2 separate regions of the Homo sapiens genome follow, and region 2 is linked to region 1. The links are chromatin loops, found by intact Hi-C in ENCODE. Cell type or tissue: tibial artery. All regions are shown on one strand. Each heading gives the region's core, and the rest is flanking DNA. Links, peaks and the distances in the headings are about the cores only. Region 1 overlaps FCHSD2 (FCH and double SH3 domains 2). Region 2 overlaps FCHSD2 (FCH and double SH3 domains 2).

Region 1 (8,852 bases), core at 2,101-4,600:
TTCAATGCCTGCTAAAGAATTTCTACTTTGCAAAATATACAGTGGGAGCCATTGAAAAAAATTTTGTGGAATTTTTTTTCCCTAATATGTTATTCAGGTTTTCTTTATGCTTTTTTATGAAAAATTTCCAACATACACTGAAGGAAAAAAAAAAGGCAGTATAATGACCCCCACGTACTCATTATCCAGCTTTAACCATTATCAATATGTGGCCAATGCATTGATGATTTTAAAGCAAGGCAAGAAAGACTAACATTATACCACATCCTTTACCTTTATCCTTTATCTTCACTATGTCCTGTGGAGTATGTGGTACTCCCACTTTCCCTAATTATAAATGAGAAAATCATTAACATGATAAAGTAAGTAAAAGCTCTGGGATTCTAACCCACATCCAACTGATTTCAGAGCTCAAGGTCATTCCTGTCTTGCATCTAAAGTAGAGCGTGATTCCCCGTTGAAAACAGCTGCTGATCCATCTACAGTAACAGTACCTATTGGTGCTCTTGACCCTATTCAGGATGGTAGGCTTCTCTGCCTGCAGCCACTCTCCTTCCAGAGGGTCACCAGAATCTAAGTCCACATAAATGCTCAACCTAGTCAGCTAAAGTAACTGTGCAGTTCAGTAGTTTTCAAAGTATGGTCCCAGGCCAGTGGCAAGTTGTTAGAAAATGCAGACTCTTAGGGCCCATCTTCAGCCTGCTGAATCAGAGACTCTGGGTGGGGCCCAACAATTTGTGTTACTGTTTTTTTAATCAGACTTTATTGTTTAGAGCAGTTTTAGTTCCACAGCAAAATTGAACAGAAGGTACAGAGATTTCCCTTACACTCCCTTCCCCTACATACAATTCCTCCCACTATCAACATCCCCCATCAGAGTGGCACATTTGTTGCAATTGATGAACCTACACTGACACCATCATCATCACCCCAAATTCACAGTTTACATTAGGGCTCATTCTTTGTATTGTACATTCTCAGTTTAGACAAATGTATAATGATATGTATCCACCATTGTAGTATCATACAGAATGGCCTCACTGCCCTGAAACAATCTGTGCTTTTATAAGCTCTGAAGTGATTCTCAGGCATGCTTAAAGTTGAGAACATCTGGTTTAGTTAGACCTTAGAAAATGGAAGGCAGCTCGTATCTGAAGGATCTTCCTTACCCTTAAAGGCTTACAGGGTTTTTTGCCTACCCGGAAAAGAAGAGAGGGCAAGACTGAAATACATTTGTTTTGTGCTTGTGAATTGTTAAGATAGTAAAAACTAGGATTTATTACTATTAAGTAGGGATTTGCCTTTTTAAAAAGAGTGGTTCAAATCCCTGTTGGAAGTAAATCCTTTTCATATAAGTAGTTAGGTACTACTAGTGCACCAAGTCGCCATTTTTTTCACTCTTTTATGTTAAATAATGCACATCTGTATAATTCTGGCTGACATTCTTCCAACTTAAGTGAAGAAAGATGCTTCTACATCTAAATTCAAAACTATCAACAAAAGTTCAGTATTTCTAATCAAGCTCCTTTTGTTACGGGATCTCTGGGGTGCCAGTTTTTCTGGCTAGAAACCTCTGTGGCCATGGTGCCTTTGCCCAAGTTCTTGTCCTGTGTCCTGGAAGTATGCGGTAGGCAGACAAGTGAAGGGTAAAGAAGAATTTTATTTACTGTTAAAACAGCTCAGAGGAGTGAGTAGCTCCTCTCTGTAGGCATATCGTCCCTTGGAGTGTTCAGCTCTCAGCAGAGAGGAGGCCCTGGAGAGGGTGGCTTTTGTCCACAGGCAAGTCATTGGGATGTCTCTGCAGGTCTCTGAAGCTCCCCTCTCTGCTGGCAAGTTGTCTCTGCAGCTCTCAATGGAGAGAGTACTCCTCTCTGCAGCTGGCCATCCCATCGTCTCCAGCTATTAGCAGAGAGAATACTCCTCTCTGCAACTGGTCATGCCATCCTCTCTCTACCCTATTCCTCCTCTGGCCATCCTCTGCTCTGCTCTGTCTGAGCCCAGGGCTTTTATGGACCTCAGAATGGAGGAAGTGTGTGTGGATTGGTCTATGGGCAGCCATGGGAAGGCCCAGAAGAGGCACCACCAGTCCCCACTCTAGTCTGCTGGACTGGCAGTCCAGCCCCCAGTCTTCAGGCCCTCCCTGGCCTGAAGGTGGGGCCTTACTGGGAACCCACCCTCTTCTGCCCAGGACTCTGCCTCCCATTGCTATTCAGGGCCCTGGGGCTCAGCCCCAACCCCACTAATCTGAGTGGGCTCCAGGAGAAGAGAGAGGCCAAGCAGCGGGAACAGATATCCCCAAGCCAGCAGGGACAGGGGCAGGGGGCCCTTCCCGGCCCTCCCCCAGGAGCACAGGGAGGCTTGGATCCACAGCTGCAGATTGGTCAGCTGTAGCCAGTCCCAGGAGGGTGGGGCTCCTGCCTGCTCCGTAGACCAGGAGGCCAGGGTCTGTAGGTGCAGTTTGAGCGACTGCAGTGGTACCTGGGCAGCTCCCGTCCCAACTCAGAAGGGGCAGGGCTCTGTAGCCACTGGCTCCATGGAGTGTGCAACCCCAGCAATGCTTCCCTGCTCTAGCCGGCATGATGGCAGCAGCCACTGCCATCACTTTGGTAAGGCTTTGGCAGCCATTTCGATAATCGTGTCTACTGGTGGACCCTGGGATACGTGCGTCAGTTATTATCTCATGATGAGATAATATATGTTTTATTGCTGAAGTGAAATACACCGTGGCAACAAATTCCTTCTTGAATGTCTTTATGAAGTGTTTAGAAATTTATTTGTTTGTTTGTTTGTTTTAAAGATAGGGTCTCGCTCTGTTGCCCAGGCTGGGGTGCAGTGGCACGATCATAGATCACTGCAGATTCAAACTCCTGGGCTCAAACAGTCTTCCTGCCTCAGCCTCCCAAGTAGCTGAGATCATAGGCACAAGTCACTGTACCCAGCTGGAATTTTTAAAGTAGGATTTAAGAAGCTGAGTGAATGTATAATTCCTGATTTGTAATATACTTCTATCAAAATTAAAAGTACAATGCCTTTAGTAAGAAATATCTATAATCAGAAATGATCCTGATTATGGTAAGGTCAAAAACAGAAGTACCAGCAGAACTTTGATTTTCTTTTCTTCAACTTTTCTCCTCCCTCTCACTTGCACCCATACAGCTAGCACAGAGCCTAGGCACAGTGGGTACTGTTTATATTGTACTGAGATAATAGAAACTGTGTGGGTATATGGTTCACCTTAAAATCCATGCCTTATTTTTTTTTGAGCTCATGATGCCTGTATTACCATTTGCTGAACTCAAAATACTCCAATGGTTTCCTGCCAAAATGTAATCATGTTATGATTGTCCACCAAGACCATTTCTAAGGTAGAAACCTTACATCAGAAGATGTTATATGTTTCTTTTTCTAAACAAGTTCAGGAAAAGTATGTCCTGATACAGGAAATTTATTCAGACTTAACACCAGCAGTGTCTCTGGTTATGTTACATAATTACATGGAAATCATAGTAATAATATTTGCAGTGCCTAAATTTGAAGTGCTCAATGGTGTCATCTAGTGGTGTAAGCACTATAGAAGGTGCAGCTTTATTACTCAGTGCTTTTGGGACAGAATTTGTGTATTTAAAAAAAAAAAAAAAAAGTTTAATGGAACAGCCAAACATAAGATACAATGGAAGACTTCCATTGAGGATTCTTAGATATAGTACCAACACAGAAGCAACAAAAGAAAAATAGCTGGGTGGGGCGTGGTGGCTCATGTCTGTAATCCCAGCACTTTGGGAGGCCAAGGTGGGCGGATCACGAGATCAGGAGATCGAGACCATCCTGGCTAACACGGTGAAACCCCGTCTCTACTGAAAATACAAAAAAAAAAAAAAGCCGGGTGTGGTGGCGGGCACCTGTAGTCCCAGCTACTCGGGAGGCTGCGGCAGGAGAATGGCATGAACCCAGGAGGCAGAGCTTGCAGTGAGCCGAGATCATGCCACTGCACTCCAGCCTGGGCAATAGAGCAAGACTCTGTCTCAAAAAAAAGAAAGAAAAATAGCTAAATTAGACTGCATCAAAATTTAAAACTTGTAAGCCAGATGCAGTGGTGAGTGCCTGTGGTCCCAGCTATTTAGGAGGCTGAGACAGGCGGATTACTGGAACCCAGAAGTTTGAGTCCAGCCTGGGAAACATGACAAGACCTTATCACTTTTTTTAAAAAAGTAAAACTTTTGTACATCAAAAGAAACTTTCAAGAAAGTGAAAAGACAGCCCACAAAATGGGAGAAAATATTTGCAAATCATACATATTGTAAGAATCTAGTATCCAGAATATATAAAGGATTCTTACAACCCAACAACAAAAAGACAACTTTATTTATTTATTTATTTTCTGAGACTGAGTCTTGCTCTGTCACGCAGAGCTGTATTTCAATAGCACAAACTCGGCTTACTGCAACCTCCACCTCCTGGGTACAAGCAGTTCTCCTGCCTCAGCCTGCCAAGTAGCTGGGATTACAGGCAGACGCCACTACATCAGCTAATTTTTGTATTTTTAGTAGAGACGGGGTTTCACCATTTTGGCCAGGCTGGTCTCGAACTCCTGATCTCTTGATCCGCCCACCTCAGCCTCTCAAAGTGCTGGGATTACAGGCGTGACCCACCACACCCAACCTGACAACCTAATTTAAAAATGAGTTAAGGACTTGAGTAGGCTTTTCACCAAAGAAGATATACAAATGGCCAAATAAGCACATGAAAAGTTGCTCAACATAGTCATTAGAGAAATGCAAATCAAAACTACAAAGATATACCGTTCCTAATCACTAATATGGCTTTCATAATTTAAAAAAAAAATACCAAAATACAAAAGAATAAGTGTTGGCAAGGGTGTGGAGAATTTGAACCCTCATACATTGCTAGTAGAAAGGTAAAATGTTGCAGTCACTGGAAAACAGTTTGACAGTTCCTCAAAATTAAACATAGAGTTATCATATGACCGAGCAATTCCATTCCTGGGTATATTCCCAAGAGAAATGGAAACAGGTGCTCAAACAAAACCTTGTACACAAATGTTCATAGCAGCATTATTTATTTATTTTTTAACTTTGCAGCATTATTTATAATAGTCAAAAAATGGGGAAAAGGCAAATTTATATCACCTGATTAATAAACAAAATGTGGTACAACTGAATATTATTAAGCTGTAAAAAGGAATGAAGTACTGATAAATCAATGAGCCTTGAAAATATTATGCTGGGCAACAGAAGCCAGGCACCAAAAGTCATATATTATATGATTTGATTTATATGAAATATCCAGAGTAGGCAAATCCATAGAGGTAGAAAGCAGACTAGTGGTTGCCAGGGGCTGGGGGAAGGAAGGGATGGAGAATGACCACTTAACAGGTACAGTGTTTTTGGAGAAGTGGTGGAAATGTTCTGGAATTAGATAATGGAAATTGTTAAACAACTTTGTCAGTGTACTAAAAGCCACTGAGTTGTACACTTTAAAATTATTAAAATGGTGACTTATATTGGGTGAATTTTACCTCAATTTTTACCTCTACTGATTGGCAAGACTTCAGAACCTTGATTATTATTAATTATTATTATTATATTTTTCCATAGTTATTGCTAGTGTATATGTCATATGTATATTCTGTTTTTTTAACCTAAAATTATTTGATACATACTTGTCATCTATACAGTTTCCACGGTTTTTATTTTGGTGACAGTACACATCATAGCTTAATCATTCCTCAAATGTTCAGTGATTTTCTCTCCTTTTTTTTTATTTCAAAGATCCCTGTTACAAAATGTTTAAGGAAATAAGAATGTTTCCAACCCTTCATAGATATTACACTGGGTTTTCTTCCCCAAAGCAGTATCTCTGAGTCACTTTTCTTTTTTTAATATTTCTATTGTGTTTTTTCTGTCACTGCTGTTCAGTAAATATACATATACCAATGTATAATCCTACCAATAATGGATTGGGGGAAAACGGAGATTATTGTAGAGTGTCTACTCTTTTCCAGGCACTGCACCTGCATCCTTTCACGTTTATTATTTCACTTAACTCCTACACCTAAGCAGATGAGCAAAGATCAGAACCCACGCATTTTGTCTCTAAGTTGTGTCCTGTTTTCCCACAGCTTTACCAATATTGGATCTTACCTCTTTTAGTTCCTGTTTATTAGAGAGATTCAACATTTTCTCAAGTGATTGTTAACTGTTCATATTTACTTACAATCTGTATCTTTTGTCCATTTATTATTAATAATAAATTTTAAACTGAACATACCTACTTTTCTCATAGGCAGAAGATATCATATGTCAAGGCTTTACTGTAATTTTTTTTCTTTTATTTACTCCTCTATTACAGGCTCTTGATGGAAATGTGTATGATCATCTCAAGGATTATTTAATAGCCTTCAGCCGGACTGAGCTAGAAACATGCCAAGCTGTGCAGAACACATTCCAGTTTTTATTAGAAAACTCCAGCAAGGTAAGTTACCTTTAGTGCAACGTGTAGTGTTATCCAACTTAGAAGCTAAAGTATTTCTGCATACAAAGAAAATGAAGGTACTAGTGATATTAGAAGAATGCATTAACGAACAAATTTCCTGGTAACAGCATTCCTTCTAACAAAGTTGGAGGAGATTCTGTTCTCCTTGTTGATGAGTTGAAGATGGCACCAAGGGCAAAAAGAGAGGTGCTGATACAAGGTAGCTTAGAACATTGGCCCATTGCCATGTGCATTGCCTTTGAGAAGGGTTTAAACAGTTTTGTATTCTACTCAGAGTTTAAATGCACTCTGCTCACATGGGGGAAACAACAGGTCATGTGTCAGTACAAAGAGTACTAAAAGAGCACGAAGGGAAAAGGAGCGTTTTGTAATTGATATAAAAACAACAGTGTCTTGGGTTTTTTTCAAATTAAGCCCTACTATCTATATGCTGTCATTCTTTGACAGCAGTCGTTTCATTTAAAAGTGTTGAGATCCATCAGGTTTGCTGACATGTCACATTGTATGCAGAGAAAATAAATGCAATGACTTTTCTTCAAGATTTGATAGATTAAAATGTTTTGCAGTCGTGAAACTATCCTTTGGAAGATAAATTGTTCCTGTGGTTGGCAAATGTTTTTTATCTGATAAATTAAATTCACAATAAATGTTTCCTGACTAAAGGAATGCATTTTTTAAAAATACGCATTTCATAACTGCTACTTTAAAAGATCCAGTTCAATTTTTTTTTTTTGTCAGGGAGAGTGAGAACTGGCTAATACTTTTAGGAGAGGGATCAGGATATCCATTTTCACATGACAGTGTCCAAAGACAGGAAAGAAAAGCACAGACTCTTCATCCTGAATGCCTCTTGTATATATATTCTTGTTTTCACTGTACCAGAGCTCTCAATTCTGTGTTTATAAAAGTGTTAAAAATGCTAGGTTGATACGGAAATACAAAAATCACTAGCCTGGTGCTTTGAAGTCCTGTCATGTATCTGTTTTCCTATATTGTCATCCCCCAAAATCTAAGAGAAAAGGAAAATGTAGTAAAACATTAATTGAGGAATCTATGTAGTATGTATATAAGTATTTACTGTATAATTTGTTTGATTTTAATGTATATATATTTGAATTTTTCAGAAAAGAATGTTGGGGGAAAAGTCTATGAAAAAATCTTATCTTTGTTCCTTCTATGAAGTGGTTGATTTTTGAGTGAACAATTTTGTTGTTGTTGTTGTTATTTTTAGTAGAGACAAGGTTTCAACATGTTGATCAGGCTGGTCTTGAAGTCCTGGCCTCAAGTGGTCCACCCGCCTTGCCTCTCAAAGTGCTGGGATTACAGGCATGAGCCACCATGCCCAGCCGTGATCAAATTTTTTATGTTTATTTGTCCATTTAGATTTTCTGTCTCTTTTTCAGTATATTTGGGTAACTTACATTTTCCTGGACAATTGTCCATTTCATTAAAATGTCCAATTTTCCTAGGCAGTTGTCCATTTCATTTATCAGATTTGATGTCATAAACTTGTTTGCTTCTAGAATTGTCTCTGTTTTTGTTTTTAATATTGTGTGTGCCCTCTGTCTTATTTTGACCAGACTTGCCAGTCTATTTTATTAATCTTTGCCAAGAACCAGATAAAATGACCTTTATTCTGCTTCTCAGTGTTGTGTCTATTTCCTTAATTTTTGCCTTTATATTCATTATTTCTACTGTCTTACAGTTTATGTTATTGTTCTTTCTCAAGCTTCTTTTTCTATTTAGATCCTATATTTTCAGTCTTTCTTGTTTTTAAGTAAATTTGTTTAAAGCTTTTAAAAAAGTGTCTTTCTGCTTGAACTGCATTCTGTGATATGTAGGGCTTTTGTTTTATATCTATTTTTTTCTCCTTATTAACCCATGATTATTTAGAAATGAGTTTTTCAGTTTCCATTCAGTTGGAATATGTGGTAGGGTGACATTTTTATTTCTAATTTTATTATAAATTGTATTTTTAATCCAACGACATTTATTCTAATTTTATTATAAATTGTATTTTTAATCCAACGACATTTATTCTAATTTTATCAGAGAGGTTATCTTCTAGCAAAATTCTTTGAAATGTTTTTTTCCAAGAATAAGTTGGACTGGAGACACTACCCTTAGTTTATAAAACAGGAAACATTATAGTCGTAACAGATAGCTAATATTTTACACACACTTAACAATTTCTTAAGACTTTTAGCATGGGATATATCTTGAATCCCATGAGGTCGCCATTACCATGTTCATTTTATATGGAGGAAATTGGACTCAGAAGTTTATGTGGCTTGGCCTGAGGTTACACACTCACACATAGTGCTTTCCATGATCTTCTA
Region 2 (8,852 bases), core at 3,983-6,482, 60 kb after region 1:
AAGGAATTATTAACTGCCTAAGGAAGGTTGAGAAATACTTAGAAAAATCTTTGTGGAAAGGGTAATATTTGAACGGACCGTCAAAAGATAAGCACTCACCAGGCATCAAAAAGCAATGAGAAGGCCTTTACAGAGGGACTGGCACGCACACAGGCACGCAAGCACATGATGGATCAGAGGAACAGCAAGTGGGACAGTGGGGTGGGAGCATAGGGGGGTGTGGAAAGAAACAGTAGAAGGAAATAACTCAGCCAAACTGTGAAAGATATTTTTTATTCCTAGTTAAGAATTAGTTAATTCTTTACTCAGTAGACAGTCAGGAGTTATGAAAGTTTTTAAACTGGGGAGCAACATGATGAGGTCATTCACAGACTGTAAAAGATGGATTACAGAGGAGAAAAAGTCCAGGAAATGGGTTAGAAGGCTACTGAAAATGCTGGATTTCAGGGTGTTCTGAGGCATAGCATTATGAACAGGAAAAGGAAACAGACTTTATCACTCTTGATCTCTTCCTCTTCACAAGTTATATTTGATCTATCATCAATACCATGCCCTTGTCAAAATGCAAGTATGTGCTCACTTCAGCATCACATATACTAAAATTGAAATGATGCAGAGAAGATTAGCATGGCCCCTATGCAAGGATGACACACAAATTCGTGAAGCATTCCATACTTTTATTAAAAAAAAAAAAAAGCAAGTATTCCATTGTTAGGAGACCCTGATTCCTTTCTTTTGTTCATGTTCTCTGTCTCTCTGCCTCTGTCTCTCTCTCTCTCTTCTTCCCTCCCCCCAACCCTCTCTTTCCCTTCTTCACTATCTCCCCTCCCTTTCCCCTTCTCTTGCCCTGCTTCAAGTGAAAAATTAGCATCTGTGCCAGGGAAGAATTGCTAGTGAATATCAAGATTGTTGTAATTAATCGATTAGGAAGAACTTAATTAATTTGAGGGAAAAAAGCCTTGATTTCCTTTTTTTGATAGGGATATAAACAAGAAGTTTATAATAAATGGTAACTTGGCTGGGTGAGGTGGCTCATGCCTGTAATCCCAGCACTTTGGGAGGCTGAAGCAGGTGGATCACCTGAGGTCAGGAGTTCGACACCAGCCTGGCCAACTTGGCAAAACCCCGCCTCTACTAAAAATACAAAAATTAGCCGGGTGTGGTGGTACACACCTGTAATCCCAGCTACTTGGGAGGCTGAGGCAGGAGAATTGCTTGAACCCAGGAGGTGAAGGTTGCAGTGAGCCAAGATCATACCACTGCACTCCAGCCTGGGTGACAGAGTGAGACTCCATCTCAAAAAAATAAAAAATTTAAAAAAAAAAGGTAACTTAAAAAGTAAAAGCTAAGCTGCATTGCCACCAAGAATACAGTTGTGCAAAAATATGTCTGCATGTGGACAAAGCCTTGAGAATATTTGCCATGTAAGACTGATAGGATCATGTATGATTTTTTTTCCTTTTAAGTAATTTCCTTTCATGACGGTTATATAGTTTCTTGGTTTGTTTGTTTGTTTGTTTGTTTGTTTGTTTTTAACAGAGTCTTGCTCTGTCACCCAGGCGGGAGTGTAGTGGTGCGATCTCCCCTCACTGCAACTTCCCCTTCCTGGGTTCAAGTGATCCTCCCACCTTAGGCTCCCAAGTAGCTGGGACTACAGGCCCATGATACCATGCCTAGCTAATTTTTTTTTCAACTTTTAAGTTCCCGGATACGTGTGCAGGATGTGCGGGTTTGTTATTAGGGTGGTGCAAAAGTAATCCTGGTATGTGTGCCATGGTGGTTTGCTGCACAGATCAACCCATCACCTAGCTATTAAGCCCAGCTCCATTAGCTATTCTTTTTAATGCTCTCCTTCCCCACCCATCGCCCTCTGACAGGCCCCAGTGTGTGTTGTTCTCCCCCACTCATGTGTCCGTATGTTCTCATTGTTCAGCTCCCACTTACAAGTGAGAACATGGAGTGTTTGGTTTTCTGTTCCTGCCTTAGTTTGCTGAGGATAATGGCTTGCAGCTGCATTCATGTCCCTGCAAAGGATATGATCTCTGTCCTTTTTATGGCTGCATAGTATTCCATGGTGTATATGTACCACATTTTCTTTATCCAGTCGATCATTGATGGGCATTTGGGTTGATTCCTTATCTTTGCTATTGTGAATAATAAAAGCCTTGATTTCCGACCATTTTCTTGGTTCTCTAGATAATTAAATTGAAAGCTGAAGCCCGGTTGGACCTGCTAAAGCAGATTGGTGTTTCTGTGGACACATGGCTAAAGAGTGCCATGAACCAAGTAATGGAAGAACTGGAAAATGAGCGATGGGCCCGCCCTCCTGCAGTGACCAGTAATGGCACTTTACACTCGGTACGATTTCTTTTCTTGGATATGACAAGTTGATTTTCACTGAAGCATGCTTTGACTCTGTAGTCAAACTTAATAATAGCCAAAATTTTTTAAAAAGATAATAGTTTGCTAGTGATTTAGGTTTTATTCTTCAGCCTATCACTAATTGATTTAAAATTATTGCGGGAAGTGAAAGAGAGGAAAAAATGAGTGTTTTTTTTAATGTATGATGAAGAATATGTTATCACTATTTGGGTTATCGATGCCTATCTACCAAACTCATCCCATTCATAGAGTAAATATGCTTCGTGTCTGGAAGTAATAGAATAGAAAACAATCTAGTGTCTCTGAAGTTCTCAGAGGTCTTCTTTAGTGAAAATGAAAATAAACATCCAGAGATTTGCACAAAATCTTAAGTGAAAGGAATGTTCTTCTTAGTACGTGGGCTTAGTCTGAAGGTGACTTCAATTCTTGACAGCTTTCATATTCTCCTCACATAGAGAGAGTGTAGGTGAGTTTTACAGACAAGGCCAGGACACAGCTTAAGTCTCCTTACTTCAAGTCCAGGGCTTTTTCTACTCTGATGTCATCTGGTTCAACCTTAGTTTTTCATGTTGGAGATCTAAGTACCAGAAAAATTCGGTTGATTTGCCTGATATTACATAGCTGGATATGTGATGCCTTGCTAGTCAGACTAATGTAATTCCTACTGTCACCTCCCCACCCATTACTCTCTGTCATCCTGTTTATTTCCTCAATGGTATTTATTACAGTTTGAACTTGCCTTCTTTATTTGTTTTCTTTTGTTTATTGTTGTCTTCCTCTCTAGAATGTAATTGCCATATCTTCCTGGTTCTCTGCTCTGCACAGCAAAGTGCCTGACACATAGTTGGTACTTAAATATTTTTGAAGGAAGGAGTGAATGGTTGGATGGGTGAGTGGCTAGTTGGAATAGTGGCAAACTAAAAGCTAAAACTCTAACCTCCCAACTTCCCACTGTCTTCATAGTGCCTCTTTAAATGCTTGTGCTCTTCAGATATCAGGCAGGCTTGCTAGCGAAACTGACGAAAATTTTTCAACATTCTTGGAAGTTTTGTCAATTTTTTCACATAGCATTCTAATTTTCTAATGAGAATACACTTGCACATTTAAAAAGGGTTGTGTGTGGGTCTACATTTTAAGGAAAAACAATCTATTGAAGCTTTATTTTCATTTAACTATTAATGTTAATCCAGCTAGAGGGAAAAAGAAACATCACCCACTTGACTTTGGGGTTGTAAGCACTTCCCCAGTTGTTATTAGAACAGAGTTGCTCTGGCCGTGCATGGTGATTCACACCTGTAATCCCAGCACTTTGGGAGGCCAAGGCAGATGGATCACCTGAGGTCAGGAGTTCGAGACCAGCCTGGCCAACATGGTGAAACGCTGTCTCTACTAAAAATACAAAAATTAGCCAGGCATGGTGGCAGACGCCCATAATCCCAGCTACTCAGGAGACTGAGACAGAAGAATCGCTTGAACCCGGGAGGCAGAGGTTGCAGGGAGCCAAAATCATGCCATTGCACTCCAGCCTGGGTGACAAGAGTGAAACTCTGTCTCAAAAAACAAAAAAAACAAAACAAAACAAAAAACAGAACAGAGTTGCTCCATCTCATGGAATATCTCCTACTATTGCACTTTCTAAAAGTCATAATGCTCATCTACTTCAGACTGTTGTAGAGTTTTTGATGACAGCAAATTCCAGGCCCACTTGATTTGGGCTTCTACAGCAGGACTGTTTCCAACCAATCAAACCCATGATTTTCCTTCAGCTAGCACCTTTTCTAACCAAATCAATTGAGGGGCCATATACCATCTGACTTTGAACTGAGCAGGCACATACCATCTAACTTTGTACTTACTTCCTGGGCAAACTGAAGATGAACAAAACTTGGTCTCCCTCCTCATAGAATTTACAAGCTAGGAGACCAGACAGATCTTCATAGATCTTAATGATACATGGCAGTGTATGACTGGACTACTGTGTAGCACACTTGAGATTGCTTACTTCTAACTCATCTGCACACCTTGGAAAAAGTCACTTCTCTTGGGTTTCTGAAAGAAAGATTAAAAGACTCTGAGATTCCCACTCCCCACCCCCACCAACTCCAGAATCTCATGATTCTTTGAAATACTATCAGAAAAGCTCAATATCAGCTAGAAGAATAGGGAAGAAAGTGTGCCCCATGGAGGATATGTCATTTGAGATAGTCTTTGAAGAATTTTAACAGGAGATAAAGAAGAAGGGCTGTTCTCGTTGTGAAGGAAGGGAATGAAGGAGCTGTGCCTAGTACAGTAGTAGTAAGCATTGAATAAATGAGTATTTTTGAGACCTGTCCAGAGAAATCACTCCTCTAGAGACATACATATCCTCTGTGAAGGGAGCATTTTGCAATTCCATCCGACGTTTTTCTTCCCCCTCATCACTCTTATGGAGCCTGCATCTTTCAACTGAGAGATTACATTTTGTGGAAGATCTAATAATATAAATAAAGGAGAGACATAGGCACAAAATAGCTTAATGAGGACCTATATTTATTTAATCTGCTTTTAAGTAACAGCACTGAAATTATTTAGAGGGGGTTGTATCTCTTCATACTGACAGCTAGCTGGCTGAGGAACATGAAGCAGAAATGCACATTCTAGAGGCTAAATTATTTCTTCCATTACAGCTGCCAACAAAAGCATTCGTCATCTGGAAAACATGATTAATACTACTGTTAGACATTAATAGTGCAACTGAAAAGTGCCTTGTGGAAGATAAATGTTTTAAAAAGACACAGACTACTCCCTTATAGAATAAGGAAGGAACTATACTTACTTGGGTATTAACTCTGCCTTCTGTATCATGCTATAGTACAGAATGTAAGATTGGAAAAAAGGAATCCCAGAGTATAGCAACGTTGTTTTTAAAGGAGAACAGTCCACTGACACAGTTACTCAGTTGCAGGTGTCTGGAGCCTGCATGCAGCTTCCCCTGTTAGATTGCTGCCAGCAACCCCATCAGCCTGTGTCACTCAGCCTCCCTTCTCTTATCATCCTGCTTCTCTTATTCAAAAGCCATACCAAGATGACAACCTGACTTTTGATATTATATTAATTCTGCAATAGAAGAAGTTATATAAGCAGATTACCAAAAAATTGGAAAATACAATACAGAAGAAAATGATTAATAGCTCCATCCTTATAATAGCACAGCTAGCAATTTGGTGTATTTCCTTACTCTTATTTATTTATTTTTTAATTGACAAACAATTGTATATATTTATGGTGTACAACATAATGTGTATTTTTGTTTGTTTGGAGATGGTCTCCCTCTATCGCCCAGGCTGGAGTGCAGTGGTGCTGTTGATGGCTCACTGCAGTCTCAACCTTTGGGGCTCAATGGATCCTCCTGCCTCAGCCTCCTGAGTAGCTGGGACTACAGGCTCATGCCCCCATGCCCAGCTAATTTTTGTATTTTTCACCATGTTGCCCAGGCTAGTCTCAAACTCCTAGGATCAAGCAGTCCGCCCACGTTGGCCTCCCAAAGTGCTGGGATTACAGGCATGAGCCACCACACCCAGTCCATATTTTTATTTTTTCTAATCTTTTATTTATGAGCCACTATGCCCACCCTGTTCTTTTATTGCTTACATTTTCAAACTATAGCCCACAATGTTAACATCACTTCCCCGTTTTCAGCCACTTTCCCCAACTAATGTGCAAGGGCAAACTGCCAGTCTACTCTGTTGTACAGCCTCACTTAGAGTATGAACATCTGCAGAGTTGCATATAAATAAATTCTGACTTTGGTTGTTGTGAGAACCATGCTTAATAATGATGTTGGAGATAAGGGTAAGATAAGGAGTTTCTAAAACTGCTAAGATCATATGCTTTGGCTGGGTCATATAATAGGTATATATTTAACATTTTAAGAAACTGACAAACTGTTTTCCAAAGTGGTTATACCATTTTACAATTACATCAACGGGGTACTAGTGTTTCAGTTGTTCCACAACCTTATCAGTACTTACTATAGTCAGTCTTTTTAACTTTAGACATTCTAATAGGTGTGATGTTGTAAATCATTGTCATTTTAATTTCCATTTCTCTGATAATGTTGATCATCTTTTCATATGTTTATTTGCATCTGTATATTTTCTTTGGTGAAGTGTCTGTTCAAATCTTTGTTTAATTTTTATTGGGTTTGTTTTATTTTTATTGCATTTTAAGAGTTTATACTCTGAATACAAATCCTTTATCAGATATTTGATTTATGCAATTTTCTTCTAGTCTGTGGCTTATTTTTTTATTTCCTTAATACCTTTCAAAGAGCACAAATTTTTAATTTTAATGAAGTCCAACCTACCAATTTTTCTTTTATGGATCATATTTTTGGTGTGGTAGCTAAGAAATCTTTGCCTAAAACCAAGGTCATAAAGATTTTCTCCTAGGTTTTCTTCTGGAAGTTTTATAGTTTTAGGTTTTACATTTAAATCTGTAATTCAGCATGAGCTTATCTTTTATTATGGTAAACAGAATAAGTCAGAGTTCTTTGTCCCTTTTTTGAACTTTTTTTTTTAACTGTCCTTTCGCCACTGAATTGCCTTTGCATCATTGTCAAAAATCAGTTATTCAGGCCTGCCACAGTGGCTTATGCCTGTAATCCCAACACATTGGGCTGAGTGGGAGGATCACTTCTGGCCAGGAGTTTGAGACCAGCCTGAGCAACATAGTAGACCCTGTCTCTAAAAAAAGAAAAAAAAAAATTTCAACTAGCCAGGCATTGTGGTACATTCCTGCGGTCCTAGCTACTCAGGAGGCTAAAGCAAGAAGGTATCTTGAACCCAGAAGTTCAAGGTTACAGCGAACTATGATTGTGCTACTGCACTCCAACCTGGGAAACAGAGCAAGTCTCTTTAAAAAAAAAATTAATCATATATGTATGGGTCTGTTTCTTGACATTTTGTTCTGTTCTATTGATCTGTTTGTCCAGCTTGATGCCGGTATTGCACTGACTTAATTACTGTAATTTTATAATAAGTCATGACTTCAGGTAGTGTAAGTCCTCCAACTTTCTTCTTTATCAAAGTTGTTTTGGGTATTCTAGGTCCTTTGCATGTCCATATGAATTTAAAATTGGTTTTCTACCCCAAAAAGCCTATCAGGATTTTTATTAGGATTATGATGACTGCATAGATCAACTGGAAGATAACATTGCCATGTTAACAATATTCAGTTTTCCAATCCATGAACATAATATACTTCTCCATTTATTTAGGACTTTAATTTCTCTCAGCAATGTTTTGTAGTTTTCAGTAGATAGATCTTGCATATCCTTTGTCAGACTTACCCCTATTTCATAATTTTGGTGCTATTGTAAATGATTTTTTAAATTTCAGTTTCCAATTGTTCATTGCTGATCCATAAAAATACAGTTGATTGTTGTATATTGATCTTATATCCTGCAATCTTGCTAAACTCACTTATTAGTTCTAGTAGCTTTTTTGTAAATCCATAGGATTTTCTATATAACCGTGTCACCTGCAAATAAAGACAGTTTTACTTATTCCTTTCCTATTTGGATTCCTTTTTCCTTCTTACTATAAAATTGCTGAATAGAAGTGGTGAGAGTCAACAGAAATCCTTGCCTTGTTCTTGAACTTTTAGCAAGAATGCATTCAGTCTTTCACCATTAAGTATGAAGTTAGCAGTAGGGTTTTTGTAGATGCCCTTTATCATGTTAAAGAAGTTTCTTCTGTTTCTATTTTGTTTGCTAATAGAAATGGATGTTGGATCTTGTCAAATGGTTCTTTTTTAGTCTGCTAATATGGTGTAATTGCATTGATGATTATTCAGATATTAAACCAGCTTCACATTCCTGGTAAACCCCACTTGGGTAATGATATATTATCTTTTTTTTTTTTTTTTTTGAGACGGCGTTTCGCTTTTGTTGCCCAGGCTGGAGTGCAATGGCATGATCTCAGCTCACCGCAACCTCCACCTCCCAGGTTCAAGCGATTCTTCTGCTTCAGCCTCCCAAGTAGCTGGGATTATAGGCATATGCCACCATGCCTGGCTAATTTTATATTTTTTTAGTAGAGATAGGGTTTCTCTATGTCGGTCAGGTTGGTCTTGAACTCCCGACCTCAGTTGCTCCACCCGCCTCAGCCTCCCAGAGTGCTGGGATTACAGGCATGAGCCAGCGCGCCCGGCCTATCCTTTCTATATATTGATTGGAACTGGTTTGCTAGGACTCTGATAAGCATGCTTCCATCTCCATTCATTTCCTTGTAGTATTCTTGTCTGGTTTTGTTACAATGCTTGTCTCCAAATGATTTGAAAAGTATCCTCTCCTCTTCAAGTTTCTGGAAGCCTTGTGTAGAATTGTATGGAATTTCGTCTTCCTGAAATGTTTAGTGGAATTTACCAGGGCTGTTATCTGGTCCTGGAGTTTTTTTTTTTTTTTGGAAGTTTTTAAATAATAGACTCCA

Evidence for each region. Peaks named below come from ENCODE experiments on the same cell type or tissue, not always from the same donor. Only the 100,000 strongest peaks of a DNase experiment are listed, where the experiment ranks them.
Region 2: it touches region 1 in a loop (2.1-fold over the local background); 2 of 110 quality-filtered maps call a loop at or near these places.

What each region holds. Positions count from the first base shown.
Region 1 is chr11:72,919,468-72,928,319 of GRCh38, reverse strand. It overlaps FCHSD2 (FCH and double SH3 domains 2), which reads left to right. Exons shown (of 20, transcript NM_014824.3): 9 at 6,370-6,492. Among named protein-coding and RNA genes, the nearest start is that of ATG16L2, 110 kb to the right of the region's middle. In tibial artery, for the core only: a CTCF peak has its summit at 3,567 (motif pointing left); a DNase peak (open chromatin) is centred at 2,569; H3K27ac peaks cover 948 bases.
Region 2 is chr11:72,861,371-72,870,222 of GRCh38, reverse strand. It overlaps FCHSD2 (FCH and double SH3 domains 2), which reads left to right. Exons shown (of 20, transcript NM_014824.3): 13 at 2,197-2,358. It also overlaps the pseudogene RNU6-672P. Among named protein-coding and RNA genes, the nearest start is that of ATG16L2, 51 kb to the right of the region's middle. In tibial artery, for the core only: no CTCF peak of the experiment used is centred there; no DNase peak of the experiment used is centred there; H3K27ac peaks cover 2,500 bases.